Regions from separate parts of the Homo sapiens genome. Here all the other regions are linked to region 5. Evidence: read pairs that join two places in POLR2A ChIA-PET (ENCODE). Cell type or tissue: Panc1. All regions are shown on one strand. Each heading gives the region's core, and the rest is flanking DNA. Links, peaks and the distances in the headings are about the cores only.

Region 1 (5,295 bases), core at 452-4,451, 58 kb before region 5:
CCAGGTGTGGTGGTGGGTGCCTGTAATCCCAGCTACTTGGGAGGCTGAGGCAGAAGAATTGCTTGAACCCAGAAGGCAGAGGTTGCAGTGAGCTGAGATCATGCCATTGCACTCCAGCCTGGACGACAGAGCAAGACTCTGTCTTGGAAAGAAAAAAAAAAAACTTCACATAAAAGAACCAGAAGTAATTCATATCGCACCCTGAGCTCTCAACATCAGATGATAAGGTAGGGCTGTGAAATGCTACACTCTGCTCTGGAGCCTTGATAGTAAGAGAGCTTCCCCTACTTCGTCTGGTACCAGAACCACTGCTACATCCAGTACCAGGGACATTTCTGTGCCTGAGATGCCAAGAGCCCTGGAGCTGTCAACACTCAGCACCACATCCCAGGAGCTGTGATGACATCATAAGACCTATAGATAACACCACCAACCCCGTGTCTCACGTGGGCCCCAGCTCCCCACCAGTCCCAAGACTGAAGACACTCACCTCCAATCTGGTCTCCTAACTCCTCTCTCCAGGTTTCGATGATGAAAGAGAAGGTGCCCTGGTTGGGTGAAGGAAGGGGGAGATGAAAGATGAAAGACAGTGGTTAGGGTAAGTACTCAATGAAGGCCAGAGTTCAGGAATGGAGGGTGATGGCCATTGCTGGGGACTGAGCAAGCAAGGGACAATTCCCAGAGGGACCAGACCAGCCCAGGGAGGGAATGACATCTGTGGCTTTTTTTTGGGGGGGGGGGGAGAATCTCACTTTGTCAACCAGGCTGGAGTGCACTGGCGCAATCTTGGCTCACTGCAACAACCTCCGAGGCTCAAGCAATCCTCCCACCTCAGCCTCCCCAGTAGCTGGGACTACACGCGCATGTCACCATGCCCTGCTATGTTTTTTTTTTTTTTTTAGAAACGAGGTCTCACTATGTTACTGAGACTGGTCTCAAACTGCCGGGCTCAGGAGATCCTCCTGCCTAGACCTCCCAAAGTGCTGGAATTACAGTGTGAGCGACTGGACGTGGCTTGCTTTATTGAGCACTTACTACGTGGTAAGCACTTTATTCAAGAGATGTGGTTGAATCGCTCAAAAGGGACCCTTGTGAGGTACCAGGATGATCCCATTTTTAAGCTTAGGAAACTGAGGCTGGAAACCAGGCAGTCACTTGTCCAAAAGGACAAGGGTCAAGCATTGCAATACAGGTCTGTTCATCTTTGTGCCTTTGGGTTGTGGGGGTGGGAGACAGGATTTTGGAGGTGAAAGAGTAATTAATACAGGACCCAACTGAAAGAACTGAGGACAGAAAAAAAAAAAAAAAGAGAGAGAAGATATTAGTGGTCCCCAAGACAAGGTGTGAGAGGTTTGGGGATAAAGATGAGGACCACAGTTTTTAGGGATCCCCAAGGAGCAGAGGTAGGGTTCCTTGAGTTTAGGATTTCAGAGCTTGGGTTTGAAATTCTGGGAATTTGGGGTCCCAGCATCCAGGGTTGGGGAATCAGAACATTTAGAATCCCCAGTGTGTAGAGTTTAGAGGTCTGTGAATGTGGGGTTCCAGACGGTAGAGTTACTGGTCTGGGAATTTCGTCCACCCCCTGGGAGGCAGGATTAGGGTCTTGGAAGCTGGAGGGGAGAGGAGGTGGAGGTTTCGCTGGCAGGGTTAGGCCTCCAGCACCGGGAGTCCCCCGGGGGCAGCACTTACAGGCCAGGCGTCCCGGAAGGGCACCTGCAAGAGGCCGTCGGGCAGTGGGAGATCAGGCGCGGGCGCTCCGGGCTGCTCGGTGTAGACCGGTCCGCGCGCACTCAGCGCCGCGCCCAGGGCGCACGGGGACTCGGCGGCCTCCTCTGAGAGCCCAGGCTTCAGGCAGACTCTGAAGAAGAGGCGGCAGGGGAGCCGGGCGCTGCAGGGGGACCGCGGGGCCCCAGGGCCTGGACCCGGCCCGAAAGAGTGGATCTGCAGCTCGAAGACGCCAGCGGGCCGTGTCTGGGACGGAGACGGGCGCAGGGTGAGGCGGCCGGGAGGACCCAGGCTTCCCGTCCGCCCCACGCTCCTTCCCCAGGACCTTCAGGTCGCACTCACCCCTCCCCTCCGCATTCATCCCTTTCCACGCCACCTCCCACCTGGCTCTGACCTGGGGGAGGAAAATGAGCGCTAGGATCACAGTCTGGGAGAGGAGCCCGGACATCCGTGGGGAGACCATGGCCTTCTGGTGGGGGGGTCTCGGGAGTCGCAGCTGCTGGCTTCCAAGCCTTATATCTGAGAGAATGGCCCCGCCCCTTCAGGCAGCTACCCGGCCCCAAGGGACCAAGGGCGGGGCGGGGGGGGCGGTCACAGGGGAGGGGGAGCGTGCAGGAGCAACAGCGAGATTCCGTCTGTGGTCGTGGGCACGAGCGAGGTCATGCGTGGGTGATCCCGCGACTTTTTGTGTGGCTAGGGTGGGGTGGGGTTAGGGGGCTAAGCCTGTGTGTGAGGTTGTACATGATTTTAAGATTTTGTGTGTGTGGTATGAACCAGAGCTACCGGAGGGTGCACATGACTTTGTCATTGTGAGTCCACGTGGGACTGTGCGGCTCAGCATACGCCTGGAGTTGTGTGTGATTGACACATTTATGAGGTTGTAAACAATTCTGATTCTGCACGCACACCCGAGTGGGACACTAGAAGTGTACACGACTTCGTGATTGTGTGACGCTTTGAGATTGTGTGGCTGTGTGGCTGCTTCTCTGTGCGTGTGTGTTTATGGGAGATCCTGTATAGGCGTATAAACCTGTGACTTTGTGCTCTGTGCGGGTGTGGTAGAGGCTGTGCAAGGTGGTGAATGGCTGAGGGCGCCTGTGTGTGAATGAGACTGGGTTTGAGAGGTCCACGGATGCAGCCGCGTGTGAATACGATGAAGATCCGGAGTTCTTTGTAGACCCCTGTGTGCGCTGGTTTGTGTGAATGAGACTGGGTTTGGGAGATCCACGGGTGTAGCTGTGTGTGGATACGATGAAGATCCAGGGCTCTTTGTGGACCCCTGTGTGCAGGCGTGTGTGTGTTCCCCCTCCGCAAGACAAAGCCACCCTCCCAAACCCCGCATCGCGGACGCACCAGACGCCAGGGCGAGGAGCTCGGCCTCAAGAGGGGGCTCCCAGCTGTATGTAAATGCCGCCATCTGCCGGGCGGCCGAGCCCCTCCCCCTTCGGGCCGCAGCTGGGCTGCCCGTTTGGCCTCCGGAAGGTGTGAGGAGCAAATGGGCAGGAAATTCCGTCTTCACATACAGGGACCCGCTCCCCCACCCCAGAAGAACTGGGGGGGGGGACATCCCGGGCCCTTCAGAAACCCTTTAGTATTCCAGGACCTCAGCAGGAAAAGCCAATTAGGAGCAGATGTCCCAGCCCCTCTGGTCATAATTGCTCCCTGCCAGGCATGGGGCAAAACCCTTGAGCTGGGGTAACTTCTTTTTTTTCCCCCCCAAAGTAAAAAACTTTAGTGCTTAGAGGCTAATAATTATAGGGGAAAATACAGGTTCAATTTATATGTCTTTTTCCAGAGAAGTAAGATATAGTAACCAACGAAGCCTAGCCCAGCAGAGCCAGGCATACAGTAGGCGCTCTGTTTTTTGTTGTTGCTGTTGTTGTTTTTTTCAGAAGAAGAAGTTTTGCTCTTGTTGCCCAGGCTGGAGTGCAGTGGTGCGATCTTGGCTCACTGCAACCTCCACCTCCCGGGTTCAAGCGATTCTGCTGCCTCAGCCTCCAGAGTAGCTGGGATTACAGGCACCCACCAACACACTCGGCTAATTTTTTATATTTTTAGTAGAGACGGGGTTTCACCATGTTGGCCAGGCTGGTCTCGAACTCCTGACCTTCAAGTGGTCCACCCACCTCGGCTTCCCAAATTGCTGGGATTACAAGCATGAGCCACTAATCCCTGCGCAGTTAATTTTTTAATGAATGAAAGAAGACCAGGCTGGGCACAGCGGCTCACGCCTATAATCCCAGTACTTTCCGAGGCTGAGGCAGGGGACTGCTTGAGGCCAGGAATTTGAGACCAGCCTGGGCAACACAGCAAGACACACTTTTCTACAAAAAAAAAGAAAAGGAGGAGGAGGAGGAGAAAAAAACAGCCTAAAGATTCTTCTCTTAATTCTGACAACAGTGGCGTTTGAGCAAGGCAGCGCCATGGGTCAGATTGGGCAGAACATCCCAGGCTCCTTTTCCCTGTATTTGTCTTTTCCACTCCCTTATTTTTTTTTAATTTATTATTATTGTTTGAGATGGAGTTTTATTCTTTGCCCAAGCTGGAGTGCAGCGGCTCCATCTCCACTCACTGCAACCTCCGCCTTCCAGTTTCAAGCGATTCTCCTGCCTCAGCCTCCCGAGTAGCTGGGATTACAGGTGCGCACCACCATGCCTCGCTAATTTTTGTATTTTTAGTAGAGACAGGGTTTCACCATCTTGGCCAGGCTGGTCTTCAACTCCTGACCTCGTGATCCGCCCACCTCGGCCTCCCAAAGTGCTGGGATTACAGGCGTGACCCAACGTGCCCGGCTCCACTCCCTTCTTTAATTCCTTTTTCACCATTCAGACTTCACCTCCTCCAGGCAGCACTACCTAACACTCCCCAGAAGCATCAAGCACCTCCTCTGAGCTCCCACATCCCCCTATGATTCTTTTATTCTGCCCGACCCCTCTGTCTGTGCCTCCCTCAGCCTTGACCATTCTGGCCTATGAGGTCTTTATTTTTTTGAGATGGGGTCTCTGTTGCCCAGGCTGCGGTGCAGTGGCATTATCCTAGCTTACTGCAGCCTCGACTTCCCGGGCTTAAATGATCCTCCCACCTCAGCCTCCCAAGTAGCTAGGATTACAAGCATGAGCCACCACACCTGGCTAATTTATTATTTTTGGTAGAGATGGGGTCTCCCTATGTTGCCCAGGCTGAACTCCTGGGCAAAAGCGATCCTCCCACCTCGGCCTTCCAAAGTGCTGAGATTACAGGCATGAGCCTCCATGCCTGGCCCTGTGGGGTTTATCTAAGCACAAATCAGACCATTTCCTTCACTTGCATTAGACTTTTCTGTAGCTCCCCAGTGCCTTCTAAATATGTAAGCTTCTAAGGCTGACATTTGAGACCCTCCTTCCACATCCCCCCGAGGTCAGACAAGTTATGTGGCCCCAAGGAGTAAAGCCAGACCTTGTAAACCAAAGTCACCTGGAGGCAAATTAGGTCTAATACTGGGTTAGGTGAGGGAATAGGCTTCCCATCACAGAATATATTTTAACAGAATTTGGGCAACCAGCTATGGAAGGAAGCAAATTCCTGCCCTGG
Region 2 (5,295 bases), core at 760-4,759, 550 kb after region 5:
ATGATCTCGGCTCACTGCAACCTCCGCCTCCCGGGTTCAAGTGATTCTCCTGCCTCAGCCTCCCAAGTAGCTGAGATTACAGGCACGTGCCACCACGCCTGGCTAATTTTGTATTTTCAGTAGAGATGAGGTTTTGCCATGTTGGCCAGGCTGGGCTCAAACTCTTGACCTCAGATGACCCGCCTGCCTCAGCCTCCCAAAGTTCTGGGATTACAGGCATGAGCCACTGCACCCAGCCCAACACTGGATTCTTTATCCGCTGGCTGGCTCTTCCGCAGTTGATTGTGTGACTTCTTCCCCTATCTGAGCCCCAGTTTTCTCATTTATAAAATGGGGATGTTAACACCATCCCCGTCTAGATGATTGGAAGGCCCGTCATGCATCTGAGATGCTTGCCCCAGGGCCTGGCATGGAGTAAACGATGTCAGGGGCTGTGATGGGTGGTGCTATCGTAGGGACTGAGCAAACGGTGTCATATGGTGCATAAGTTCCTCTCCTCCAGGTCGCAGAGTCATCTGTTTGGTGGGAGCTGGAATCTCCACATGTAAGTAACCCTTCTCCCCCAGCAGCTACCCCCAGGAACTGGGGAGTCCCTCCCAAGGGCTGGGGAGGAGCCCTATCTGAGCCCTGTCCTGGGAGGGTTAGTATGGTATAGACCAACTGCTCCCTGACCCCCCTTTCCTAGCCGCAGGCATCCCCGACTTTCGCTCTCCATCCACCGGCCTCTATGACAACCTAGAGAAGTACCATCTTCCCTACCCAGAGGCCATCTTTGAGATCAGCTATTTCAAGGTTTGTGCTCCCCCAGGAAGGGGCGTCTGTGAGGGGTGGGGATGGGGTCACCTGGCTCCAACCCTCACGCTACCTGGGGCATCTGGCCCTCTGGCTGTCTCTCCTACAGAAACATCCGGAACCCTTCTTCGCCCTCGCCAAGGAACTCTATCCTGGGCAGTTCAAGGTGAGATCTTTGTTTTGCAGGGGGCGAAACAGGAAGGGTTGGGGGAGGGCACGCATGAGAAGCCCCGCCAAGGCCCTGCAGACAAATATTATGTAGCCATTAAGTACATGGGTGCTGGGCCCAGACTGCCTCGGTTCAAGTCCTGGTTCCTCGTGTCTTCATCTTACGACCTTGAGCCTCCGATTTGCCTCCTGTGAAGTGAAGCTAATGGTACTGTCTGAAGAGGGCTGCTGCGAGGCTTAGCTGACTAATGATGCCGTTGAGAGCCCGGGACCCTGCAGCCGGGCTGCCTGGGTGTGAATCTCAGCTCTGCAGCTTACCCACCGTGTGACTTTGGCAACACAATCCCCTTCCCTGTCCTTCAGTTTCCTCATCTGTGATCTGGGGATAGCAGTGGTCTCTCCCCGACGCGGCTGCTGTGACGGTTCCCTGGGGGTAAAACAGTCACAGTGCCTAGAACAGTTCCTGGCATGCGGCAGTGGCCTGTGGCTGTTCCCTGCAGTCGTCAGCAGTGCTGTCGCTCTTCCCTGCAGCCAACCATCTGTCACTACTTCATGCGCCTGCTGAAGGACAAGGGGCTACTCCTGCGCTGCTACACGCAGGTAGGCGGATGCGAGCATCCTGGGAGGAGGATGGGCGGGTGGAACGGGCATGGTGTCCTCAGCAGAGGAGCAGAGCTGCGTGCCCAAGAGCTCAGGCGGGGACTCCAGCAATGCGGGGCCAGGGCTTGGCCTACTGCCTCCTTGCTGCATGACCTGCCGTGAGTCACGTCTTCTCTGCCTCAGTTTCCCCTTCCGTCAAACAGGGGCCAGAAAAGGTTTGCCCTCTCAGGTCTGCCCTCTCAGGTCTGCAGTGCGGTGGCAGTGACCTCCTCTCAGGGCCATCCCATGTGTGATGTGGAAGGAGCCTATGGCTGAAGGGACTCTGTGTGCACTATAGGCACCCCAGATTTCACATTGGTTATGAGCGAGTTTCCAAAGTGACTTCATCTAACAAAATCCATACACTATGACACGTGTCCAACAAGTAGATGTTGTGCCTTAAGGAAGGGGCACCTTTTTATAGTTTTTTGTGCTTTGCCCAATTATAAACATGTCTCGTACACGTCAGGTGCTTAGCCAAGGGCCTCTCCCTGGGGCATTCAAGCAAGGATGGCTCACATTGTTGGCTTCTGGTTTGGAGAGTCTCACACCCCTAACAGTAAAAAAATCTTGATGGGCTGGGCACAGTGGCTCACACCTGTAATCCCAGCACTTTGGGAGGCCAAAGCGAGAGATAGCTCGAGCCCAGGCGTTTGGGACCCGCCTGGGCAACATAGGGAGACCCTGTCTCTACAAGAAATACAAAAATTAGCTGGGCAGGGTGGCGTGTGCCTGTAGCCCCAGCTACTCAGGAGGCTGAGGTAGGGGGATTGCTTGAGTTCAGGAAGTCAAGACTGCAGTGAGCTATGATGGTGCCACTGTACTGTAGCCTGGGAGACCTGGTTTCAAAGAAACAAAAAACAAATCAAAACAACAACAAAATGTTGCTGCCTCTACCTGTTTTATGAATATGTATAGAAATGACATGATGCACTACAACAGTATTAATTCAAGCTCTAGATCACACCTCAGAACCCCGAATTATAAAACAGGTGGCCGGGCGCGGTGGCTCACGCCTGTAATCCCAGCACTTTGGGACACCGAGGTGGGCAGATCACGAGGTCAGGAGTTCAAGACCAGCCTGTCCAACATCATGAAATCTGGTCTCTACTAAAAATACAAAAATTAGCCAGGTGTGGTGGTGCCTGTAACCCCAGCTACTCGGGAGGCTGAGGCAGGAGAATCGCTTGAACCTGGGAGGCAGAGGTTGTAGTGAGTCAAGATTGTGCCACTGCACTCCAGCCTGGGTGACAGAGCAAGACTCCATCTCAATTTAAAAAAACAAACAAACAAACAAAAAAGAGTGGTAACATTGAAAATAAATAAGTGTTCTAGTGTTTTCTCCCTGTACCTGCAGTTTGGCACCTGCAGCCCCAAAAGCTACCGCCAGGGGGAGGAACAACTGGCTTTAAGTTCAGATTTCTCAGGTGGGCGAGGTGTTCCCACCTGGGGCTGGTAGGAGGCAGAGGGCAGCGGAGGCCTCCTTCTTCCAAGAGGAGGAGTCCTGTGATCCCCACACTTTGGGAGGCCAAAGTGGGAGATCGCTTGAGCCCATGAGTTCAAGACCAGCCTGGGCAACATAGGGAGACTCCGGGCTCAGAATAAACCTTCTGCCCAGAGAGTCACCATTATTCCAGGACGTGGCTCAGATATGATAACAGCTTGCTTGAAGCCAAGTGCTTTTTGTGGTTGATGTCATGACACTCACCCCAAGACCCCGCTGGCCCTTGTTTGTCAGCTTCTGTCAAAGTAAATGTTCACTGAGTTGATTCCCTACAGCAGGGAGGGAGATGATGGACAAGATGGAGACACCATATACTGAGCATATAAGATGGTCATGGGTCCCTGGAACACAGTTAAGCTGGAAGGGGAGTCAGAAACGGTGTATGTGTTCGGGAAAGGGGGTGCTGTTGTAAACCCCATCTCTACGAAAAATACAAAAATTAGCCAGGCGTGGTGGCACATGCCTGTAGTCCTAGTTACTCAGGAGGCTGAGGCATGAGAGTTGCTTGAACCTGGGAGGTGGAGGTTGCCCTGAGCTGAGATTGCCCCACTGCACTCCAGCCTGGGTGACAGAGAGAGACTCCGTCTCAAAAAAAGAAAAAAAATGACACATCACATACAAACTATTATATAAAGGCCAGGCGCGGTGGCTCACGTCTGTAATCCCAGCACTTTGGGAGGCCAAAGTCAACGTCAGGAGTTTAAGACCAGCCTGGCCAACATGGTGAAACCCTGTCTCTACTAAAAATACAAAAATTAGCTGGGTGTGGTGGTGCGTGCCTGTAATCCCAGCTACTCAGGATGCTGAGGCAGGAGAATCACTTAAACCTGGGAGGCAGAGGTTGCAGTGAGCCAAGATTCCGCCATTGCACTCCAACCTGGGCAACAGAGCAAGACTCCATCTCAAAAAAAAAAAAAAAAAAATTAGCCAGGCATGGTAGTGCACACCTGTAGTCCCAGCTACTTGGGAGCTTGAGAGAGGAGGATTGCTTGAGCCCAGGATTTCAAGGCTACAGTGAGCTATGATCAAGCTACTGTACTCCAGCCTGGACCAGTAGAGCAAAATCCTGTCAAAAGAAAAAAAAAAAAAAACCATGTTGTCAAAGAATAACAGAACGCAGAGGTATTTCGGTGGTTCTTTTCCACGCTGTTCAGTTATTTGCTTACTGTTCAGTTATTTGCAAATTGCTCACTCACATGTGAGGGAGTCAGTGGGTAGACTGAGTCAAGTACCAAAGGCAAAACCAAGATTTAGAATAGTGGGCAAGGGAGGAAAGTTACAGGGCGTGTGGGAACAGTGACAGTGACTCTTGTCTGTAGGCTTTGGAGATAAGGTGGTTGCTGGTAGGGAGCCCAGAAGGCAGTTAGAGCATTCTTTCTGCCCTTGAAGGGAAACAAACCCTTCCCGTTGTTTCTGGAGTCCCTGGGAAACGCTGTCAGTTTGGCCCTGGGCCACACATGCGAGCCATCTCTGCGTAACCTCTGCCAGTGTCCTCTGTCAGCACCTGTTTTAGCGGCATTCCTCACAGGCAAACAACAGCTGCTCCAAAGGGGGTGGTTGTTTTAAGAAAAATGAGCGCGCACAAATGTCTGTGCAGAAAAGAACATTCCCACCTGTTTAATATGGAAAGTCTCACTGTCTTAAAAGAAAACAGTGGCCGGGCGCAGTGGCTCACACCTGTAATCCCAGCACTTTGGGAGGCTGAGGTGGGCAGATCACGAGGTCAGGAGATCGAGACCATCCTGACCAACATGGTGAAACCCCGTCTCTACTAAAAATACAAAAATTAGCTAGGCATGGTGGCGCGTGCCTGTGTTCCCAGCTACCTGGAAGGCTGAGGCAGGAGAATCACTTGAACCTGGGAGGCGGAGCTTGCAGTGAGCCAAGATTGCGCCACTGCACTCCAGCCTGGCAACAGAGCAAGACTCCGTCTCAAAAAAAAAAAAAAAAATAGCCACGCATGGTGGCGGGTGCCTGTAATCTCAGCTACTTGAGAGGCGGAGGCAGGGAGAATTGCTTGAACTCAGGAGGCAGTGGTTGCAGTGAGCCGAGATAGCGCCATTGTACTCCAGCCTGGGCAACAAGAGTGAAACTCCATCTGAAAAAAAAAAAAAAGAAAAGAAAAGAAAAGAAAACAGTGGCTGGGCATGGTGTCTCACGCCTGTAATCCCAACGCTTTGGGAGGCTGAAGT
Region 3 (5,295 bases), core at 433-4,432, 840 kb before region 5:
GACCTTGGCTTGCCCTGTAGCCTTTGCTCTGGGTCTGGAGTTCCCAGAGGACTGGCTGCAGTCCCTGATTGACCCAGCAGACCTGGGCTGGTGATGTGGTCAGAGGGGGCAGATGGTTGCCCCTAGTCCGCAGCAGTGACTTCCAAGCTGACTGGCTTCCGTGGCTCGTGGTTCCTGGAGAGAAAGGTCCCACAGTCTGTGAGGCAGCGGCGACTCTGTAGAATCTTTCTCCACTAGGGGTTTGTTCCTCTGGTCCTCTCCTGCCAGCTTTTAGAGGGTTTGCCTGATGGGGCTAACAGTGGCAGTGAAAACAGTAATCATGAAATTGATGGCTGACAGTAACTGAGTGCATTCTGTGGGCCACACACTGTTTGGAATGCTTCATATAGATAAACTTGCTGAATACTTGAATTCTAGAGCGGTAGGCGCTGTTGTTATGCTCTCCCTTTTAGATGAGAAAACAGCATCTCAGAGAGGCAGATCATTTCCAGAGCTAGTGGATGCCCAGTGTTTATAGCATTCACCCCATGCCAGGCGTGTGACAGGGCTTTTGTACATGTGATCTCACTTAAGTCTCAAAACATACCTGTGGTTAGGCCTATTTTATGGAGAGCTACGAGCTAGTTAGAAGTGTGATACCATTTTACAGATGAGGAATCATTTCACTCACTGTGAAGTGCAAAGATTTCCCAGAGGTCTCATAGCTGAAGTGGGAGAGGTGTGATGTGAGCCCTTGGCCAACCTTGGCCTCAGATCGTCTTGTCAAGGAGAAACTGGAGGAGTGGCTTTTGTCTGTGAGCATATACTCTGCCCAGCCCTGTGCTTTGGGCTTTATATGGTATTTGTGTCCTTTTTTGCAGAGTCCGAAATTGAAGTTCAGAGGAAGAATTGCCTTCCACCGCATCTTATCAGACCCTATGGGTGCCAGGGTAGGATTTGAACCCAGGTCACTGAGCCCCTAGTGCCATGCATTCCTTGCTCACCAGGTTCCAGGCTGGGTGAAAGGAAGGAAAGACATAGGATAGAGTCACCTCTGTCCTCTGTCCTCTACCTATAGAGGTGACTGTCCTATGTCTTTCCTTCCTCTTACCCCTGAGCCTCAGGCTGCCCTGAGCATCTCTGCCTACAGCCAGTCCAGCATTTCTTGGTCCCTCCTCAGAGTGGAGGCAAGGCATCCTTTAACCCTGGGCAGGTGTGTGCTGGGAGAAGAAGACAGCAAGAGAGCCATGCAGGGGGTGACACAGCTACCAGGGACCTGCGTTAGCTAGCAGCAGGACGGTGAAGTCGGTTCTAGCTCTGCGACCTTGGACCACACTGTTCACTCCCATACAGTGGTCTCAGAAGGACGTCCACCTTGGGCTGTTGTGAGGATTAAATGAATTAATCCACGAGAAGCTCCTAGAATGGTGCCTGGTACTGTGTAAGTCTTGGTTGGCAGTCATGATTATGTTATGGAACGGAGGCATCCAGCCTCCCCCACCCCCTACTTTTGGTCCCCTCGAGCATTCCGGGATCCAGCTCCCCAGCCTGGCCCAGCTAGGATCCAGAACTTCAATGTTCTGGTTTCCAGCCTCTGTAAAGAGGTGTATGGAAGCGAGTGAGAGCACAGGGTTCAAATCCAGCCGTGCCACTCCATGGCTGTGTGACCTTGAGCAGGCTCCCCAACCCTTGTGAGCTCATTTCATCATCGGTGCCATGGGGATGATGATAATTCCCACCTGATAGGATTATTGTGAAGGCTGAGTGGATTAATTTGTGGGAAGCATTCATAACTGTTCTGGCATACAATAAGCCTACCGGAAATGTCTCCTCACTAAGAACAGTGCCCGACACATGGTGAGCTGTTGGTCTGTCTTAGCAATTGTAATTCTTAGTATTTCTGCCGGGACTTTGAAGGCCTTTGCCAGTTCACAGAACCGTGTCAGAGAGCACTAGGAGGAGATCAGGGCTGAAATTAGCATCTCAGTTTTACAGATGCAGAAACAGAGGTCGGGGGAGACATGCAATCAAGTCAGAACTGACAAGGGCAGCTCCCGGGCCCACTCCTCTTCCACGCAGTGGCTTTGCAGCCCTGAGCGCCTCCAAGGTAGACACACTGGAGTCTTTTCAGAGGTCAGGCTCTGTGCTTGTTTTTTTTTTTCTTTTGAGACAGGGCCTCCCTCTGTCACCCAGGCTGGAGTGCAGTGGTGTGATCACAGCTCACTGCAGGCTTGACCTCCTAGGCTTTAGTGATCCTTCCACCTCATCCTCTTGAGTAGCTGGGACTACAGGTGCATGCCACCATGCCTAGCTAATTTTTAAATTTTTTGTGGAAACGGGAGTCTCGCTATGTTGCTCAGGCTAGTCTTGAACTCCTGGGCTCAAGTGATCCTCCTGCCTCAGTCTCCTGAGTAGCTGGGACCGTAGGTGCATGCCACTGCCCCTGGTTCCCAGCCCACCACAGCTCACAGCTCTGGGAGTGGCAGGAAGGCTGGGCCTGGGCAGGGGGAGCAGCAGAAGTGCCTGCAGGGGTTGGCAGGGGCTGTGCTGCACTGGCCTGTGGGCCTGGGTGAGAGGTGAGGATGGATCCTAAGGGTATTGTGGAGCCGAGGAAAAGGTTTCACTCATCCGCCACCATTTACTGAACACCTCGTATGTGCCAGCGTTGCATCAGTACTGGGAATACAGCAGTGTACTTGCCAAAGTCCCTATCCTTGTGGGGCTAAGCAAGACCAACCCGAAACAGGTTAATAAGCAAGGAGCCGGTTAGAGGGGGAGGAGCTAGGCAGCGAATTCAAATCAGGTGACAGACTGGGCACTTCTTTAGATGCATGCGGCTGTGGGGAGGGCCTCTGAGCTGATCCCAGTTTGGCAAGGTGAGGCAGTCATGTGGGATGGGAGGAGAAGGAACAGCCCTCCAGGTGGAGGGAACCACAGTGCAAAGGTCTGAAGGGAGGACAGAGCTTGGTGAGGTGCAGGGACAAGCCTCACGGAGGCCTGTGTGGCTTGGCAGAGCGAGGGAGCAGGGAGGAGATGAGTCCTGGGGCTGCGGGGCAGGCAGGGCCCTTTCACTGGGAGCCTTGTGGACTGTCTGTGAAGGAGTTTGGAATTTCAGCAGGAACAGCCTGGTCAGATTCAGGGTGTTAGCAGGTGACCCAGGAGCCGGTCACAGGCTCCTGCCTGGGGGCGTGGGTAGATTTGACTGAGCGGAGCAGGGCGTTTCACAGGCCTCCCACTTCCCCTCCAGTAGCATCACTGCCTTACAGCCAGCAAAGGCCTGAGGGTTGCCTCCCTCCTGTGGTTTTCACACCGTGTTCTCCAGAGCCCGTGGCTGTTACTTTTAGGGAAAGAGGAGGGGAGGCTCATTGGGCTGATTTCTCTGCCCATTCCTCCCCAACCCAACCAGCCGGACTAATACTGAATAGCAACGCAGGGCAGCAGTCACACCTGATACAGACAGCACCCGCTGACCCTGCGTCCACGCTGCCGTGGGCCTGTAGGCCTGCGCCATTCCCAGTGCTCCTCTGGAATTGGAAAGACCAGGGCTTGTGACTGGCGCCCAGCACCCAGGTCTCTGGTTGGGCTCAGGTGTGGTTGATATTACGAAGGCAAAATAAATGAGGGCCAGGTTGAGAGTGTGGGCATGTTTCTCCACTATAGCTGGGTGATCAGGGAGGACCTCCCTGAGGAGGTGACGTGTGGGTAGGGACTGGAGTGCTGTGAGGGAGCCATGGGAGGATCTGGGTGAAGACCCATTAGACCCAGGAGGAATCTTCTCTGATTCCCGCTTTACAAGTGGTGAGAACTGAAGCCTGGAGAGCCTCTGTAGCTTGTGCTGAGTCCCCCAACCAGGAAGTGTTGGGGACAGGCTATGAATCTGGGCTTCCAGAGATTCCCCCACCACAGCTCAGTAGCCCCTGGTGAGTGTGACTTCTGATCCCACCCATGGGCTCACCCCTAAGGCTTGGTGCGGGAGCAGGCGCTCTGGCTTTTTTTTTTTTTTTTGAGGTGTGTTCCAGGGTATCTTCCTAGAAGGAGCAGAACCCCTCAGAACAAACCACTAGGGTCTCCAGAAGGCCCCCGGGATGGGTTGGGATGGAAAGGAGTGTCTTTCAGACTTGAGCTCCAAGCCCCTGGAGGACCCAGGGTCACCCCTCCCCGGGCCTCTCTTCAGCTTCCCAGAGCTCTCAGCGGAAGGCCCTCAACCACAGGCCTCCGGGCCGCACGGTGGGGTGGTTCCATGGCAGGCTCTTCTGGACAGCCAGCCAAGCAGCGAGAGGCCCAGCTGGGGGAGACAGCCTGGGAGCAGGACCAGGAGGGAGGGAGTGAGTGTGGGAGGGGCGCTGGGTGGGAGCTCAGCCTGGCCCCCTTGGGGCAGGACCCACTGCCAACTCGGCACCCACAGCAGGGCCCAGGTGCTCTGACTGTGCCGAGCGAGGGACAGCAAGCCGGGTCGGCCAAGAGGAGACTGCATGTCAGAGGTCCCAGCAGGAGTTTCTTCAGCCCAGCCGTCCTGCTGGAGAAGCTCGTTCGCAGATGTTGTTTCTAAGGGTGAGGCCAGAAACCCAAGTCTTCCTCGGTTTGCCACTTTGTGGGCCCTTTCCGAATGGGCTGGGGCAGTTGCCGCTCCCCGGTTCTCTTCTCCAGCCTGGCTTCAAGTTCTTCATGGTCTGGTGGGTTTTTGGTGTACACTTACCCAGCTGGGGCTGCTGAGTGACCTGGTCCCGGGGGTAGCTGACGTGGGTGAGAACCCTGCTCTTGGCACCCCTCTCGGTGGCTGTGGAGCTCTGGGGCCTTATTTCTTCTCCCTAAGGTGCATTTTGCTCAGCTGTAAACGGGAACCTTCCTGCTGAGTGGGGCGGTGGGGAGGATGCACGGAGCTGCTGCGTTGGAAAGCACAGGCCTCCTGAGGAGGCGGCGGGATGAATTTGGGCTGATGCTACTCCTGGTGATTGCCAGACAGGACTGAGGGCACCTGAGAGCACAGAAGGGGCTCTGCAGGGCAGTGGGCACAGGCTCGTTGTTGGTCCTTGGGAGAGAGTGGTAGGGCCTGTTAGCTGATGGGAGGGCTCCAGACAGGAATGTGAATCACTCCCACCACTGTACTCCTGCCCAACCAGACGCTGCATATTAGCTCTACAAACCTGCACAGCAGCCTGGGAGGTGGGCAGTGTTAGCACTCCCATCTCGTAGATAGGAAACTGAGGCCCAGGAAGCCACATAGAATATTGGGGTCATTCTCGTGAGTAGTTCGCCTCTCAGTGCTGGGCACTGCTGCAGAGCTTAAGGTGTCTGCTCTCACTCATCCTCACCACA
Region 4 (5,295 bases), core at 507-4,506, 190 kb before region 5:
ACCCTAACTAAAACCCCAATAGCTCAGGAAATGAATGAAAAAGAAACCAATTTTTAAACGCATTTTAAGAGACCTATGAAAAACCAGGGCCAAACCTCTCAGTTACTCGAAACTCTCTATAATGAACCAAAAGCCAGATAAGAATTCTGTAGCCTTTATGGAAAGGCCAAGAGAGGCACTAATAGAGTACACCTCCTTATTCCCTAATTCAGTGGAGGAACAGCTCATTCTGAAAAAGAAGTTTATTACACAGGTAGTTCCCAATATTAAAAGAAAACTACAAAAACAAGCTATAGGACGAAGTAGCACCTAAGAGAACCTCCTGAAGGTGGTGACTTTTTTCTTTTATAATAGGTACCAGGAAGAGTCCCCCAAAAAGGGGAAAATTTCAGGAGAACAACAGAGGCTTCAGCAGCAGCTTTACAAGCTTGTAAAGTCCAGAATCCCCAAAGTGCATCTGCTAGTTCCTATTGGCATGGCAGGCCAGGGCATTTTTAAAAGAAATGCCCAGGCAGCAAGATGAAGCAACCTCAACCCTGTCTGGGCTGTGGCAAAACCACTGGAAACAGAACTGCCCCCAGAGGCAGAGGTCACTGGGTTCAAAACCAGTCTCACAGATGGTTCAGCAGGACTGATGGGTCCCAGGGCTTAAACCTTAGCTCCAGGGGCTCAGATTGCCCTTATAGCACAGGAGCCCTGGATAATTCTGGAAATTAAGGGTAGGAAAGTAAACCTCCTCCTAAACACTAGAGCCCATCTCTCTCTTTTCTTCTCTCTAATCCAGACCTCCCCTTTATGATAGCACAAACATGCTCATGGGTAGGAAGAATCAATATTGCAAAAATGGCCATACTGCCCAAGGTAATTTATAGATTCAATGCCATCCCCATCAAGCTACCAATGACTTTCTTCACAGAATTGGAAAAAACTACTTTCAAGTTCATATGGAACCAAAAAAGAGCCCGCATCGCCAAGTCAGTCCTAAGCCAAAAGAACAAAGCTGGAGTCATCACACTACCTGACTTCAAACTATACTACAAGGCTACAGTAACCAAAACAGCATGGTACTGGTACCAAAATAGAGATATAGATCAATGGAACAGAACAGAGCCCTCAGAAATAACGCCGCATATCTACAACTATCTGATCTTTGACAAACCTGAGAAAAACAAGCAATGGGGAAAGGATTCCCTATTTAATAAATGGTGCTGGGAAAACTGGCTAGCCATATGTAGGAAGCTGAAACTGGATCCCTTCCTTACACCTTATACAAAAATTAATTCAAGACGGATTAAAGACTTAAACGTTAGACCTAAAACCATAAAAACCCTAGAAGAAAACCTAGGCATTACCATTCAGGACATAGGCATGGGCAAGGACTTCATGTCTAAAACACCAAAAGCAATGGCAACAAAAGCCAAAATTGACAAATGGATCTAATTAAACTAAAGAGCTTCTGCACAGCAAAAGAAACTACCATCAGAGTGAACAGGCAACCTACAGAATGCGAGAAAATTTTCGCAACCTACTCATCTGACAAAGGGCTAATATCCAGAATCTACAATGAACTCAAACAAATTTACAAGGAAAAAACAAACAACCCCATCAAAAGGTGGGCAAAGGACATGAACAGACACTTCTCAAAAGAAGACATTTATGCAGCCAAAGAGACACATGAAAAAATGCTCACCATCACTGGCCATCAGAGAAAGGCAAATCAAAACCACAATGAGATACCATCCCACACCAGTTAGAATGGCAATCATTAAAAAGTCAGGAAACAACAGGTGCTGGAGAGGATGTGGAGAAATAGGAACACTTTTACACTGTTGGTGGGACTGTAAACTAGTTCAACCATTGTGGAAGTCAGTGTGGCGATTCCTCAGGGATCTAGAACTAGAAATACCATTTGACCCAGCCATCCCATTACTGGGTATATACCCAAAGGACTATAAATCATGCTGCTATAAAGACATATGCACACGTATGTTTATTGCGGCACTATTCACAATAGCAAAGACTTGGAACTAACCCAAATGTCCAACAATTATAGACTGGATTAAGAAAATGTGGCACATATACACCATGGAATACTATGCAGCCATAAAAAGCGATGAGTTCGTGTCCTTTGTAGGGACATGGATGAAATTGGAAATCATCATTCTCAGTAAACTATCAGAAGGACAAAAAACCAAACACCGCATGTTCTCACTCGTAGATGGGAATTGAACAATGAGAACACATGGACACAGGAAGGGGAACATCACACTCTGGGGACTGTTGTGGGGTGGGGGGAGGCGGGAGGGATAGCATTAGGAGATATACCTAACGTTAAATGACGAGTTAATGGGTGCAGCACACCAGCATGGCACATGTATACATATGTAACTAACCTGCACATTGTGCACATGTACCCTAAAACTTAAAGTATAATAATTAAAAAAAAAGATAGCACAACAGTAAAGGGCATCTCAGGAAAAACTCGAATCCAATAGTTTTCTCCACCTTACCTGTAGTTAGAAAGACCTATTTACACGTGCTTCCAAGTCATTGTCATATTAGCTCTACTAGTCAGAAAAGCCTCCAAGTTAACCCTAGGAAATAATTCAACTGTTTACAGCCCACATAATGTGGCAGGATCACTGTCCTCTAAGGGGAGCTCTTAGCTAATAAACAGCCTGTAAAGCAAGAAGTACATAAGACAGGATAAGCAGTAGTCACTCTCCCCAAACACAAGCACTCAATTAGCTGAGCTAATAGCTCTTACAAGAGCACTTAAGTTAAGCAAGGAAATGGTAGCTAACATTTATACTAACTCCAAGTATGCTTTCCTAATTGTCCATGCTCATGCTGCCATTTAAAAGGAAAGGCATTTTCTTACCACTAATGAATCTCCCATAAAATATCACCAGGAAATTAACAGGTTATTATCCTTACTTTTTCTTACACACGAAATAGCAGGGATGCATTGTAGGGAACATCAAAAGAGAATAAATAAGGTAGCCAAAGGAAATAAATTAGCTGATCAGCCAGCTAAGCCAGAGGCAAGGAAGCCTCAAGCCATTAACACAACTAGAAAAGTCCAAAGAAATAAAACCACCTCTATCTAACCCAGGAAATTTAGTCTTTCTCTCTTCTTCCTTAAGCCAAGCTGGGAAGGGCCCTACATTGTTCTTATTTCAACGCTCTTAGAAGCAAAAGTTACAGGAATCAACTCCTAAATACATCACCTCAAGTCAAAGCCTAAAAAGCTGAGGGAGCAACCCCTAACAGCCCAGAGAATTGTCCAGAACATCAGTTGTGGAAAAATAAAAAATCATAAGCTAAAAATCACAAAAATTAAGTAACTAAAGGCTACTTATCTTACTCAGTCCCACATTTACTTCAACAGATAATATTTGTCATTTCCACACTTTACTCTCAAAATTTGCCACCAAATAATAAAACTTATTTTTAATTCGTATTTGCAGGAAATTTTAATTATACATGAAACTGCTATTGTAACTCTGTAAATCCCCAAAGGGAAATGTTTTACGTTGGGCAAGTAAGTTTTAAATAATTTTTTTTACTACACCACTCTTGTGGCAATTGTTATAGTCATGCTACTATTTGCAATAAAACTACACACTGTGGCACCCGTAATGTGGAATTCTGGTAGTGAAATTCTAATTCGTGCTCCTATGAGAATCTAATGCCTGGCTGATCTGTCATAAGGCCACTCATGGGGTAATGCTTACCTGATGCTCACCTCCTGCTGTGTGGCTCCATTCCTATCAGGTCACAGATTGTTATTGGTCTGTGGCTTGTGAGTTGGGGAACCCCGCTCTGGGGTATATCCCTTTCAGGGTTCCAACTGAAAGCCTAACTCTCTCTTCCACTTGGCGGGCACCAACGTACAATTTCTGTATCTTCAGATCCACAAGACTGATAGAAGTTCTATTCTACCACCACCTAAGAATCAACTTCTAATTTACGATACTATTTTAATTTCCCCAATTGTACAAAAGCATGTCCTTTATAGCTGTTTTAAAATCCATCACTCAATCAGGTTTCATGAACTCTGTTGCTACGCTTTTTTAGTCTCTTTTAAACTAGAACATTCTCCCTGCCTTGTTATGATATTTTTGACGCTTTTTGAATTTGTCATATAAGATGCTCCAAAAATGAAAATGAGCTTGGTGTGTATGAGAAATTGAAAGGAGGTCAGTATATCAGGCTTTTCCTGTACCACATGATATCCTCTCAGCCCCACCTCTTCATCCAGCCATTACTAAGTTGACCAGGTCTAGACAGTTTTTCACTAGCTTCATGCAGGTGCACACTGACAGTGCCTCTCCTTAGTATTTATCTTTCCAGTACCTTCCTCTTTCCAGCACTGGGCTCCTTTGAGATGGTAGAATAGGACTCTTGCAGAAATCCTCTCAGCACCCATGCATCTGCAAACCAAAGTTGTGGGAGACTTAATGCCAACAGGATGACTTTTTAACAACTGGGGATGGGGGCAGATGGATAAATACTTCCTTTCATCTTCTGGGCAGAGAGTACTAAGAAACATTTCATATTTGATGGAGAAGGGTGGAAACCAACTTTAGGCCAGAAAAAAGTCATAGAAAGAAGCTGGATCCTTATTATGGGAGCCTAAATCTCTTATTGGGCAGATCACAGTAAAGATCCATTGCTGGTAAGTGACATAGTGATTACCCATGACATAGTAAGTATCACAGTTACTAAATATTGCTTTGTATTACAATTATTAGTATCACAACTACTAAGAATAGTCACCTGTGCTTTATTGACAGAAAGTGCTGAGAGAAGGCGAATGACTTCAGTAGCTGTGGCACTAGAATTGTAGGGGTACAATGGTAATCACAGGATTGTGGAAGTACTTGCTTTGGTTTTAACTGCATTGAAATTCTTTTTAAAAAAAGAAAGAATGAAAGAAAGAAGGAAAGAAAAAGAGGGACACATTAGTGCCCACCAACTACCAATTCAAGGCACATTTTGAACACTAGATGTTCCTGGTGATAGCATTTAAAGAAACCCTCACATCCTGCAAGCACAGGGAAGAGAGTACTGAGTGCTGAAACTCATATGGAGGATGTAATTTCAAAAAACATGGCATATCTGCAAAGGAAGCTGACTGCATGGTCTCAACAAATCCCAGATGTCAAAGTTAATGCTGTGATAATGAAACTACAGTAATCAAAATACATTGATATTGGCTTAAAGGTAAACTTATAGATCAATGGAACAGAATTGAGAGTCCAGAAATAAACCTAAACATCCATTGTAAAT
Region 5 (5,295 bases), core at 884-4,883:
TTTAGAAAGAAAGAGTTGCATAATAGCCCTAAACTGGAAACACAAAAATTAGGGCCGGGCGCAGTGACTCACGCCTGTAATCCCAGCACTTTGGAAGGCCAAGGCAGGCGGATCACGAAGTCAGGAGTTCAAGACCAGCCTGGCCAATATGGTGAAACCCCATCTCTACTAAAAATACAAAAAAAAAAAAAAAAAAAATAGCCAGGTGTGGTGGCGCACGCCTGTAATCCCAGCTACTTGGGAGGCTGAGGCAGGAGAATCACTTGAACCAGGGAGGTGAAGGTTGCAGTGAGCAGAGATCGCACCACTGCACTCCAGCCTGGGCAACAGAGTGAGACTCGTCTCAAAAGAAAAACAAATTTTGGTACATCCATCCATGCAACAGAATAGTAACAACTACCAATACACCCATGACTGAATCTCCAAAACATTATGCTGAGTGAAAGAAGCCAGACATCAGGAGATGTCCAGCATGATTCCATTCATATGAAACTCCAGAGCAAGCAAAACCAACCTATACAGACAATGCAGATTAGTGGATGTCTGGGGCTGGAGAGGGAGGTGGAAATTGACTGGGAAGAGAGAGAAGGAATGCTTTGGGGTGATGGAAATGTGGCCATCCAGTCCACCAGCCGGTGCACTCCAGCCTGGGTGACAAAGGGAGACTCTGTCTCAAAAAAAAAAAAAAAATGTCAGGTGTGGTGGCTCATGCCTATAATCCCAGCACTTTGGGAGGCCAAGGGGGGAGTATCGCTTGAGCCAGGAGTTCAAGATTAGCCTGGGCAATAAAGGGTAACCCCATCTCTACAAAAAATACAAAAATTAGCTGAGTGTGGTGGCATGCGCCTATAGCGCTAGCTACTTGGGGGACTGAGGTGGGAGAGTCACTTGAGCCTGAAAGATCGAGCCTGCAATGAGTTTTGATCATGCCACTGCACTCCAGCCTGGGTGACAGAGTGAGACCCTGTCTCAAAAAAATATATGGGCAGATGCCAAGTTACAGCCTGTGCAGCATAGTGAAACCCTGTCTCTAAATAATAATAAAAATAATATAGATGCTCAGGCTTCACCAGAGACCAATTATCAAATTATCTGGGCTGGGGTCTGGCCATCAGTATTACTTGAAAGTTCTCCAAGTGGTGGGCTGGGCACGGTGGCTCACGCCTGTAATCCCAGCAGTTTGGGAGGCTGAGGTGGGCAGATCACAAGGTCAGGCGTTCGAGACCAGCGTGACCAACATTGTGAAACCCCATCTCTACTAAAAATACAAAAATTAGTCAGGTGTAGTGGCGCGTGCCTGTAATCCCAGTTACTCAGGAGGCTGAGGCAGGAGAATTACTTGAACCCAGGAGGTGGAGGTTGCAGCGAGCTGAGACCATGCCACTGCACTCTAGCCTGGGCAACAGAGTGAGACTCTGCCTCAAAAACAGAAAAGAAAAGAAAAGAAAGTTCTTCAAGTGGTAATTTTTTGTAGCCAGGGATGTAGGGATGTGAACCACAGGACCCTCCCTGTTCTCAAGGTATAGGGATGAGGTTAGAGAATACCTGTGCACTTCTCTGTCCCTTCCTGGAAGAAGAGAGAAGAGTATCTAAAGGAGGGTGAGAATGGGGGCAGGTGGGGCAATTTATCCAACTCCCTGCCCAAGAGGTCAGAGACTTCAGATCGCACCTTACTTTCCTCCTTCTTAACTCTTCCCCTTGGCTACTAGGGCTCCAGGTGGGGTCCTCTGGCCTAGAGGGAAGAAAAGGCTTAGGGTTTGGCAGTTGGAGCTGAAGACTATTCCCTCCCTCTCTCTACCCAGCCTCTCTGGGTGTACCTGGGAGCCCATGTCCTCCAAAGCTCAGGCTGTGGTAGGGTGCCAAGCACAAGCTCCCTGTAGTAACTCCAAGAGGGGGACAGGTCTCTGGGGATGTCCTTCACAGGACAGGCAAGGGCCCTGGCTGGCCACCCACAGCCGGGACCCCAGGAGATCCAGCAGGTACTGTAGCTGGAACACAGCAGTTCCCATAGATGGTCCCTCCTCAAACCCAATCACAGACAGCTCCAACCTGGAGCAGCCTAGAGTCTCAGCAGGACACACAGTAGGGACAAAGTGACCTGGTATCTATGGGTAAGGGCATGAGTCCAAGTCCCCACTCCCAAGATTTCTTATCTGTGTCCTGGAACAAACCCCTTCAGTTCTCTGGGCCTCAGTTTCCTCATCTGTAAATAGGGCTCTGGATAATCCCAACCGTAAGGCCTGACACTATCCCATGCTGTACTTATGTGCAAGCTAGAAAAAGACACTCAGCTGGGCACAGTGGCTCATGCCTGTAATCCCAGCTCTTTGAGAGGCCAAGGCAGGAAGATCACTTGAGCCCAGGTGTCCAAAACCAGCCTGGGCAACACAGCGACACCCCATATCTACAAAAAAAAAAAAAAAAAAAAAAAGGTCGGGCACGGTGGCTCACGCCTGTAATCCCAGCACTTTGGGAGGTTGAGGCAGGTGGATCACGAGGTCAAGAGATCGAGAACATCCTGGCCAACATGGTGAAACCCTGTCTCTACTAAAAATACAAAAATTAGCTGGGCATGGTGGCACATGCCTGTAGTCCCAGCTACTCGGGAGGCTGAGGCAGAAGAATTGCTTCAACCCAGGACGCAGAGGTTGCAGTGAGCAGAGATCACGCCACTGCACTCCAGCTGGCAACAGAGCAACACTGTGTCTCAAAAAAAAAAAAAAAAAATTAGCCATTAGCTATTTGTGGTGTCACGTGTATGTGGTCCCAGCTACTCTGGAGGCTGAGGTGGGAGGATTGCTTGAGCCTAAAAGGTCAAGACTGCAGTGAGCTGTGATTGTGCCACTGCACTCCAGCGTAGGGGACAGAGCAAGACCCTGTCTCAAAAAAAAGAAAATAAAAAGACCTTCCTTAAGTTCCTTCTACCTTCTAAGTCTTGATTTTATTAGAACAAGATACTTTACTGCCATCTGCCGCAAGTTGGCAAATATGCAAATCTACAATATCCAGCCTGTGAATATAGTACTGTCTTTGTAGATGTGGGATCCTTGTGCAGTGTACAACATTCACATCCATACATGGTGGTCCTATCTATCTTATAGGATTGGTGTACAGAGTAAATAAGCTAACATACTTAAAGCATTTAAACCAATACCTGGCACAGAGTAAACACTATTTACATGCAGCTGTAGTCATCATCATCATTTGTTATTATATACCTCCCTATTCTAGGTGTTGGAGACAGCAGTGAGCAAAATATATCTGTCAAGGCTAGGGGCTGGGTCAGGAGATAGTCCCACTACTTCCTCCCCGCAACATATTCATATGGTCACACAGCAGCCCTCACACATGGAGACCACTGAATTCTCTCAAAACCTGCAACTGCAGAAAGAAGCGAATGCAATACTCACTGAGAGATCATCTGGGGTGTAGAGGGTGTCATCATTTTTGTTTTCCTACAGTTCAGGGGTAAGGAGGAGAATCAGATCTTGGAGGGAAAGAGGCTGACCCTTCCTCAAACACACCCCCTACCACGCCCCATCAATTGGCCCACCCCGTCTGCTGGCTCTGCTCCCCACTCGCTGGTATCTTCAGAGGGCTGCAAGGAAGTAAAAAGGCTCCCTCCAGCAGAGGGGCGGGCGTTCCTAGGCCCTCCCAGGGCTGTACAAGCAGGAGGATGATCCACAGAAGCAACATGGGCACCTTGCTCACTCCCAGGCCTTCTCTGGTGCTTGGCCTGGGGTTCTGGAAGAGAGAGGTACAGGAAGGGGGAGCAGACTGGAAGGCTGAAGTGGATGAGGGGAACTCCCCCGCCACCCCTCATCCCATCCCCTGCTTGCTCCACTCAAGCCACAGATAATTCAGGGAGTGTGCCCATAGAGGCTGGGGAAAGATGGTGACCCCAAAGTCAGGAGGGCTTAGGTCAGAGCGCTCCCTGACTCCCAAGCTCAGGGACGATACGAGACTTAGCAAATGTGTGAAGATCAATCTGGAGAGACGAGAGAACCTGAACTCCCCTGCCCAACAGGCCCTTAAGACAGTGCAGGCTAGGCCAACCGCTGTGGCTCACACCTGTAATCCCAGAACCTTGGGAGGCCGAGGTGGGCGGATCACTTGAGGTAAGGAGTTCAAGACCAGCCTGGCCAACACGATGGAACCCTGTCTCTACTAAAAAATACAAAAATTAGTGGCCAGGCACAGTGGCTCACACTTGTAATCCCAGCACTTTGGGAGGCCGAGGCAAGTGGATCACTTGAGGTCAGGAGTTCAAGACTAGTCTGCCCAGCATAGTGAAACCCTGTCTCTACTAATAAATACAAAAATTAGCTGGGCATGGTGGTGCATGCCTTTAATCCCAGCTACTTGGAAGGCTGATGCAGGAGAATTGCTTGAACCCAGGAAGCTGACGTTGCAGTGAGCTGAGATCAAGCCACTGCCCTCCAGTCTGGGCGACAGAGCGATACTCCATCTCAAAAAAAAAAAAGAAAAATTATTAGTCAAGCATAGTGGTGGAGGCCCGTGATCTGGGCTACTCAGGAGTCTGAAGCAGGAGAATCTGTAATCTCAGCTACTCCAGAGTCTGAAGCAGGACAATCACTTGAACCGGGGAGGTGGAGGTTGCAGTGAGCTCAGATTGCATCACTGCATTCCAGCCTGGGTGACACAGACTCTATCTCAATTTAAAAAAAAAAAAAGAAAAAGTACAGGTAGAATGTGTGCATCCTCTCATCTGCCTGTGTCTTCATTGGAAAACACCTGTGCTAGCCTTTATCTGTGTCTGCAAGTGAATATTTGAGGTCTCTGCTCTATTTATTTTATTTTATTTATTTATTTTTGAGACAGAGTTTATTTATTTATTTATTTTTGAGACAGAGTCTTGCTCTGGCGCCCAGCCTAGGGTGCAGTGGCGACATCTCAGCTCACTGCAACCTCCGCCTCCCGGGTTCAAGCGGTTCTCCTGCCTCAGCCTCCCTTGTGGCTGGGATACAGGCACCTGCCACCATGCCCAGCTGATTTTTGTATTTTTAGTAAAGGCGGGGTTTCACCATGTTGGCCAGGCTGGTCTTGAACCCTGGGCTCGAGTGATCCTGCTGCCTTGGCCTCCCAAAGTGCTGGGATTATAGGTGTGAGCCACTGCACCTGGCCTCTGTCTCAAGTATTTTGGAAACATCATGCCTGCCTTTATCTCTTTTTTGTCTGAGGGTTGGCCTCTCTGCCTCTAAATCTGTCACTGGGCTTGTTTTGGGGGTCCATCTCTTGACTGTCCTGGTCTCTCCCTTTTCTCCTCCTCTTCTC
Region 6 (5,295 bases), core at 473-4,472, 250 kb before region 5:
AGTATCAATTAAAATGATCATATGGCTTTTGTTCTTCATTCTGTTGATATGAGGTATCATATTAATTGATTTGCATATGTTGAACCATCCATGCATTCCAGGAATAAATCCCATTTGGACATGATAAATGATCTTTCCTTCTTTTTTTTTTTTTTTATTGAGAAGAAGTCTCGCTCTGTCATCCAGGCTGGAGTGCAATGGTGTGATCTCAGCTCACTGCAACCTCTGCCTTCTGGGTTCAAGTTATTCTTCTGCCTCAGCCTCCCAAATAGCTGGGATTACAGGCGCTCACCACTGCGCCTGACTAATTTTGTATTTTTAGTAGAGACAGGGTTTTGCCATGTTGGTCGGGCTGGTTTCAAACCCCTGACATCAGGTAATTACTCCCCTCAGCCTCCCAAAGTGTTGGGATTACAGGCATGAGCCACCATGCCTGGTCAACCTTTCTAATGTATTGTTGAATTTGGTTTGTATGGGGCAAAGAAAGAGAGATCAGATTGTTACTGTGTCTATGTAGAAAAAGGAAGACATAAGAAACTCCATTTTTATCTGCACTAAGAAAAATTGTTCTGCTTTGAGATGCTGTTAATATGTAACCTTAGTCACAACCCTGTGCTCACCGAAACATGTGCTGTATTGAATCAAGATTTAATGGATTTAGGGCTGTGCAGGATGTGCCTTGTTAACAATTTGTTTGCAGGCAGTATGCCTGGTAAAAGTCATCACCATTCTCCATTCTCGATTAACCAGGGACACAATGCACTGCAGAAGGCCGCAGGGACCTCTGCCCAAGAAAGCCTGGGTATTGTCCAGGTTTCACCCAACTGAGACAGCCTGAGATATGGCCTCATGGGAAGGGAAAGACCTTACAGTCCCCCAGCCTGACACCTGTAAATGGTCTGTGCTGAGGGAGATTAGTGAAAGAGGAAGGCCTCTTTGCAGTTGAGATAAGAGGAAAGCATCTGTCTCCTGCTCGTCGCTGGGAATGCAATGTCTCAGTGTAAAACCTGACCATACATTCTATTTACTAAGATAGGAGAAAACCGCCCTATGGCTGGAGGTGAGACATGCTGGCAGCAATACTGCTCTGCTACTCTTTACTGCTCTGAGATGTTTGTGTAAAGTTAAACATAAATCTGGCCTACGTGCACATCCAGGCACAGCACCTTTCATTAAACTTATTTATGACACAGATTCCTTTGCTCATATGTTTTCCTGCTGATTTGGTAATGGTTTCCCTACCATTACCCTATAGTCCTGCCACATCTCCCTCACCAAGATTGTAGAGATAGTGACCAATAAATACTGAGGGAACTCAGAGACCAGTGCTGGTGCAGGTCTCACTTGCTGAGTGCTGGTCCCCTGGGCCCACTTTTCTTCCTCTATACTTTGTCTCTGTGTCTTATTTCCTTTTCTCAGTCTCTCATCTCCACCTTGCGAGAAATACCCACAGGTGTGAAGGGGCAGGCCCCCTTCAGGTTTGCTAGTGTTTTGTTTAGGATTTTTGCATCAATATTTATTAGAGATATTGGCCTATGGCCTATGGCCTATGGTTTCTCTTCCTTTTTTGGTGGGTTTTTGTGTGGTTTTGATATCAAGATAATGCTGGCCTCTTTTAATGAGTTCAGTAATAGTCCCTCCTCTGTTTTTCTGAATAGTATCGGTAAGATTGGCATTAATTTTTTCTTAAATGTTCAGTAGAATTCAGCAGTGAAGGCATCAGGTCTTGGGCTTTTCTTTATGAGGAGACTTTATTGTGGCTTCTATTTTATTATTTATTATTGGACTGTTCAGGCTTTTAATTTCTTCCAGGTTCAATATCGATAGGTTGTAAGTATCCAGGAATTTGTTCATTTCATCTAGATTTTCCAATTTATTGGTGTATAGTTGCTCAGAGTAGCCACTAATAATTTTTTGAATTTCTGTGGTATCAGTTGTAATGTGTCTTTTTTTCATTTCTGATTTTATTTATCTATATCTTCTCTACTTTTTTCTTAGTCTGGCTAAGGTTTGCTAATTTTGTTTAAATTATCAGAAAAAACACTTTTTATTAATTTCATTTGTATCTGCTCTGATCTTTATTATTTATTTTCTTCTACTAATTTTAAGTTTGGTTTGCTCTTGCTTATCTAATTCTTTAAGATGCATCATTATATTGTTTATTTGAAGCTTTTCTCTTTTTTGATGTGGGGACTTAGAGCTATAAAATTCCGTCTTTATACTGCCCTGGCTGTATCCCATACATTTTGGTATGTTATGTTTTCATTATCATTTGTTTCAAGAAAACTTTTAATTTTCTTCTTAATTTCTTCATTGACCCACTGGTCATTCAGGTACATACTGTTTAATTTCTATGTATTTGGATAGTTTCCAAAACTCCTCTTGCTACCAATTTCTTGTTTTATTCCATTGTGGTCAAAGAAGTGGCTTGATATTATTTCAATTTTTTTTTTTTTTTGAGATGGAGTCTTGCTCTGTTGCCCAGGCTGCAGTGCAGTGGCGCCATCTCTGCTCACTGCAAGCTCCACCTCCCAGGTTCACACCATTCTCCTGCCTCAGCCTCCCGAGTAGCTGGGACTACAGGTGCCCACCACCACGCCCAGGCTAATTTTTTGTATTTTTAGTAGAGACGGGGTTTCACTGTGTTAGCCAGGATGGTCTTGATCTCCTGACCTCGTGATCCACTGGCCTCAGCCTCCCAAAGTGCTGGGATTACATATTTCAATTTTTTTTTAATGTTTCAAGACTGGTTTCATGACAACATATGGTCTATCTTTGAGAATGATCTATGTGCTGAGGACAACAGTGTGTATTCTGCAGCTAAACTGTGCTGGGGAAGAGGTCACCGTGAGACAGGAGACACTTCTCAGTGCCCAGGAAACACTTCCTGTTCTCCGTTCCCGTGACACAACATCTCACACCCACCACCCATACTACTCTTTCTGCTGTCACTACAAAGAGGTACTGAGTGAAGCCTGGACTCTATTCCCAGTTCCTTTTTGTCCACTTGCCTCTGCACATTTAGGTGCTAGGCTGAAGGTGAGCCCCTGATAAGGTCAGTGTCACCTTCTAAAATTCCACAAAAAATGAATTCCATACAGGTGATGAGGCCTATGACCTATTATCAAAATAGAAAAGTGAACAACACTGAGAGCAGAAAGGTGTAAGGAGGAGAGTGGACCTAAACTGAACCCAAGAGTGTCCAGTGAGAGAGGAGGGAATTTCATTCCATATGGGAATGAAACGTGGAAGAAAGGAATGAGGAGTAGCACTGGCTGTGTGTTGGCACCTCAGGTATCTGGGTGTTAGGTTGAATGCGGGTAGGAGAGGAGCATACCCATGAGTAAGGTTGGAGGTGAACAAACTGCGGCAATGAACATGGGGAGAGAGGATGAGGATGATCAAAATGATGCCTGACTTGGGCCGTGTGGAAAAAGAGGCTATTTGACAGGACTTTACTCAATCTGCCTTCATTAGTTTGTAGGTAACATGTTGTTTCTGCTAAGTGGTTCTCCAGGTTTGCTATGAAGCAGGTGATCTCAGCTCTTATAGAGGGAAAAGGACTGTCATTCTGCCATCTTGGTAGAAACTCCAAGAAGGGAAGAGTGGAGGGTGAAGCCGATTGTTGCTGAGAACCAGTCCTAGAGAAAATGATAAATAGGTGTCTGGCTGGCTTCAGCAATGATGTGGCCCAGTGACTGCTGTCTATTTTCTTCTTCCTCTCTTCAATTCATTCTCCTTTTAAAAATCTTCTTGTCCTTTTGATGTAAAATTCTTTTTCTTTTCTTTTTCAAATAATGCTTAAATCAGGTGTGTGAATTGCATTTTTCCTATGTGTGTTTCAGTATTGGGTGTTTGATGTGTTAAGGGCCAATAATTTGTCTCCTTAGTGCACACATTGAGAGAAAGTGCACCTGACAATGTGTAGTCACCTCATGGACACCAGGTCCTGATTGGATGATAAGATGCGGGACTTCACTCTGAGCCTCTTCCTACAATGGTATTGCTTTCTGGAGTTGTTTCCAGGGTTACTTCTCTTGGTATGTGAACAGTCTGTAAGCCAGTGGAGACTCAGTGGAACTTGGTTCCAAAAAGGACCCCATCATGACCAATAATCAAAACAACCACAACCTGTGGAGGCCCCTCCCCATGATTTGGGCTGTCTGTACTCACCTTAATCAATATAATGTCATAGAAAAGTGACACTCTCCAATTTTCAAAGCTAAGTTCTATGATGCCTGGCAGCTTCTTCTTTGGTTTCTTGAAAGTCCTTCTTTGGTGGAAGACAGTAATCATTGATTAAGTCCAACAACTATGAGGCCTTCATGATTTCAGAAAATTCAAGACACTAATGTGTAGGGGAGGTAGGGAAGGAGACAACCAGCCAGCCCCCAGGTGTTCACTCACCCTTAGTGTTGAGTCAAACATAAGTGAAGAATCCTCTGGGATCCCAGCCTGTAGGTCCTTCAGAAAACGTGACTCCCACACACATGCGTGTCTACCACCCGCATGAGTCCAGTAAACCTGCAAAGCAGGGAGACATCAGAATAAATGGTTGCTTTATGTGAATATGTGTTGGGGAGGTTTCCGGTTCTGCAATGCCAACGGTAGCAGCAGCAAAGCAGGGTCGGCTCACTGTGTCCATGTGAATGAATTGTGTTCATTCCACCAATAAATGACATATTTTCCGATCTAAAACTATGACCATTTATTTCCAAAGAGGAGATCCAGGATTCTGCCCACATAAAATAGAAAAATCTGGCAGTTCTTTTGAACATGACAAAGGGATTTTTTGAGGGAAATTATTGAACTCTTGTGGTTCTCTAACTATGGCTTGGATTGAAATTTTCAGGTATAGGCCAAGCACAGGGGCTCACACTTGTAATGCCAGCAATTTGGTGGGCCGAGGTTGCTGGATTGCTTGACTTCAGGAGTTCGACACCAGCCTGGGCAACATGGCAAAACCCCATCTCTACAAAAAAAACATGCAGAAATTAGCTGGCCATGGTGGTGCTCACCTGTGGTCTCACCTACTTGGGGGGCTGAGGCAGGAGGAATTTTTGAGCCCAGGGTGTCGAGGCTGCAGTGAGCCTTAATGGTGCCACTGCAGTCCAGCCTGAATGACAGAGCAAGAACTTGTCTCAAAGAACAACAACAAAACAAAATTTCAGGTGCAAACTTGGTCAGTATTTCCTCGGCTTTTTCAGTGCTTCCTGCACAACGCCAGACACAGTATTAAGACACAGGAAACATCCTTAGAATGAGTGCAAGAATGAAGACATTTCATATGACTTT

Evidence for each region. ChIA-PET counts read pairs that join two places held together with the same protein. Peaks named below come from ENCODE experiments on the same cell type or tissue, not always from the same donor. Only the 100,000 strongest peaks of a DNase experiment are listed, where the experiment ranks them.
Region 1: POLR2A ChIA-PET joins it to region 5 with 14 read pairs; 30 of 35 experiments call an interaction of 5 or more read pairs at or near these places.
Region 2: POLR2A ChIA-PET joins it to region 5 with 10 read pairs; 2 of 35 experiments call an interaction of 5 or more read pairs at or near these places.
Region 3: POLR2A ChIA-PET joins it to region 5 with 12 read pairs; 3 of 35 experiments call an interaction of 5 or more read pairs at or near these places.
Region 4: POLR2A ChIA-PET joins it to region 5 with 11 read pairs; 3 of 35 experiments call an interaction of 5 or more read pairs at or near these places.
Region 6: POLR2A ChIA-PET joins it to region 5 with 11 read pairs; 7 of 35 experiments call an interaction of 5 or more read pairs at or near these places.

Annotation. Positions count from the first base shown.
Region 1 is chr19:39,495,868-39,501,162 of GRCh38, reverse strand. It overlaps DLL3 (delta like canonical Notch ligand 3), which reads right to left and starts at 2,216. Exons shown (of 9, transcript NM_203486.3): 1 at 2,120-2,216; 2 at 1,690-1,971; 3 at 491-548. The coding sequence starts at 2,188. RefSeq lists a silencer at 2,837-2,896 and an enhancer at 2,520-3,512. In Panc1, for the core only: no CTCF peak of the experiment used is centred there; DNase peaks (open chromatin) are centred at 2,288 and 2,732; H3K4me3 peaks cover 2,222 bases; H3K27ac peaks cover 589 bases; H3K27me3 peaks cover 808 bases.
Region 2 is chr19:38,885,352-38,890,646 of GRCh38, reverse strand. SIRT2 (sirtuin 2) reads left to right here. Exons shown (of 16, transcript NM_012237.4): 5 at 503-544; 6 at 686-792; 7 at 902-958; 8 at 1,492-1,560. Among named protein-coding and RNA genes, the nearest start is that of RINL, 9.7 kb to the right of the region's middle. In Panc1, for the core only: no CTCF peak of the experiment used is centred there; a DNase peak (open chromatin) is centred at 2,986.
Region 3 is chr19:40,278,342-40,283,636 of GRCh38, reverse strand. The region is part of intron 1 of AKT2 (AKT serine/threonine kinase 2); the gene reads left to right. MIR641 (microRNA 641) reads left to right here and starts at 996; the gene lies at 996-1,094. RefSeq lists enhancers at 2,889-3,008, 3,049-3,098. In Panc1, for the core only: no CTCF peak of the experiment used is centred there; no DNase peak of the experiment used is centred there; H3K4me3 peaks cover 321 bases; H3K27ac peaks cover 1,372 bases.
Region 4 is chr19:39,625,205-39,630,499 of GRCh38, reverse strand. No RefSeq gene overlaps it. Among named protein-coding and RNA genes, the nearest start is that of LGALS13, 25 kb to the right of the region's middle. In Panc1, for the core only: CTCF peaks have their summits at 2,371, 2,642, 4,110 and 4,314; a DNase peak (open chromatin) is centred at 2,699; H3K27me3 peaks cover 2,353 bases.
Region 5 is chr19:39,438,100-39,443,394 of GRCh38, reverse strand. No RefSeq gene overlaps it. Among named protein-coding and RNA genes, the nearest start is that of RPS16, 4.8 kb to the right of the region's middle. RefSeq lists an enhancer at 5,241-5,295. In Panc1, for the core only: no CTCF peak of the experiment used is centred there; DNase peaks (open chromatin) are centred at 2,954 and 4,684; H3K4me3 peaks cover 314 bases; H3K27ac peaks cover 2,988 bases.
Region 6 is chr19:39,684,531-39,689,825 of GRCh38, reverse strand. It overlaps the pseudogene LGALS17A. Among named protein-coding and RNA genes, the nearest start is that of LGALS14, 17 kb to the left of the region's middle. In Panc1, for the core only: no CTCF peak of the experiment used is centred there; no DNase peak of the experiment used is centred there; H3K27me3 peaks cover 1,877 bases.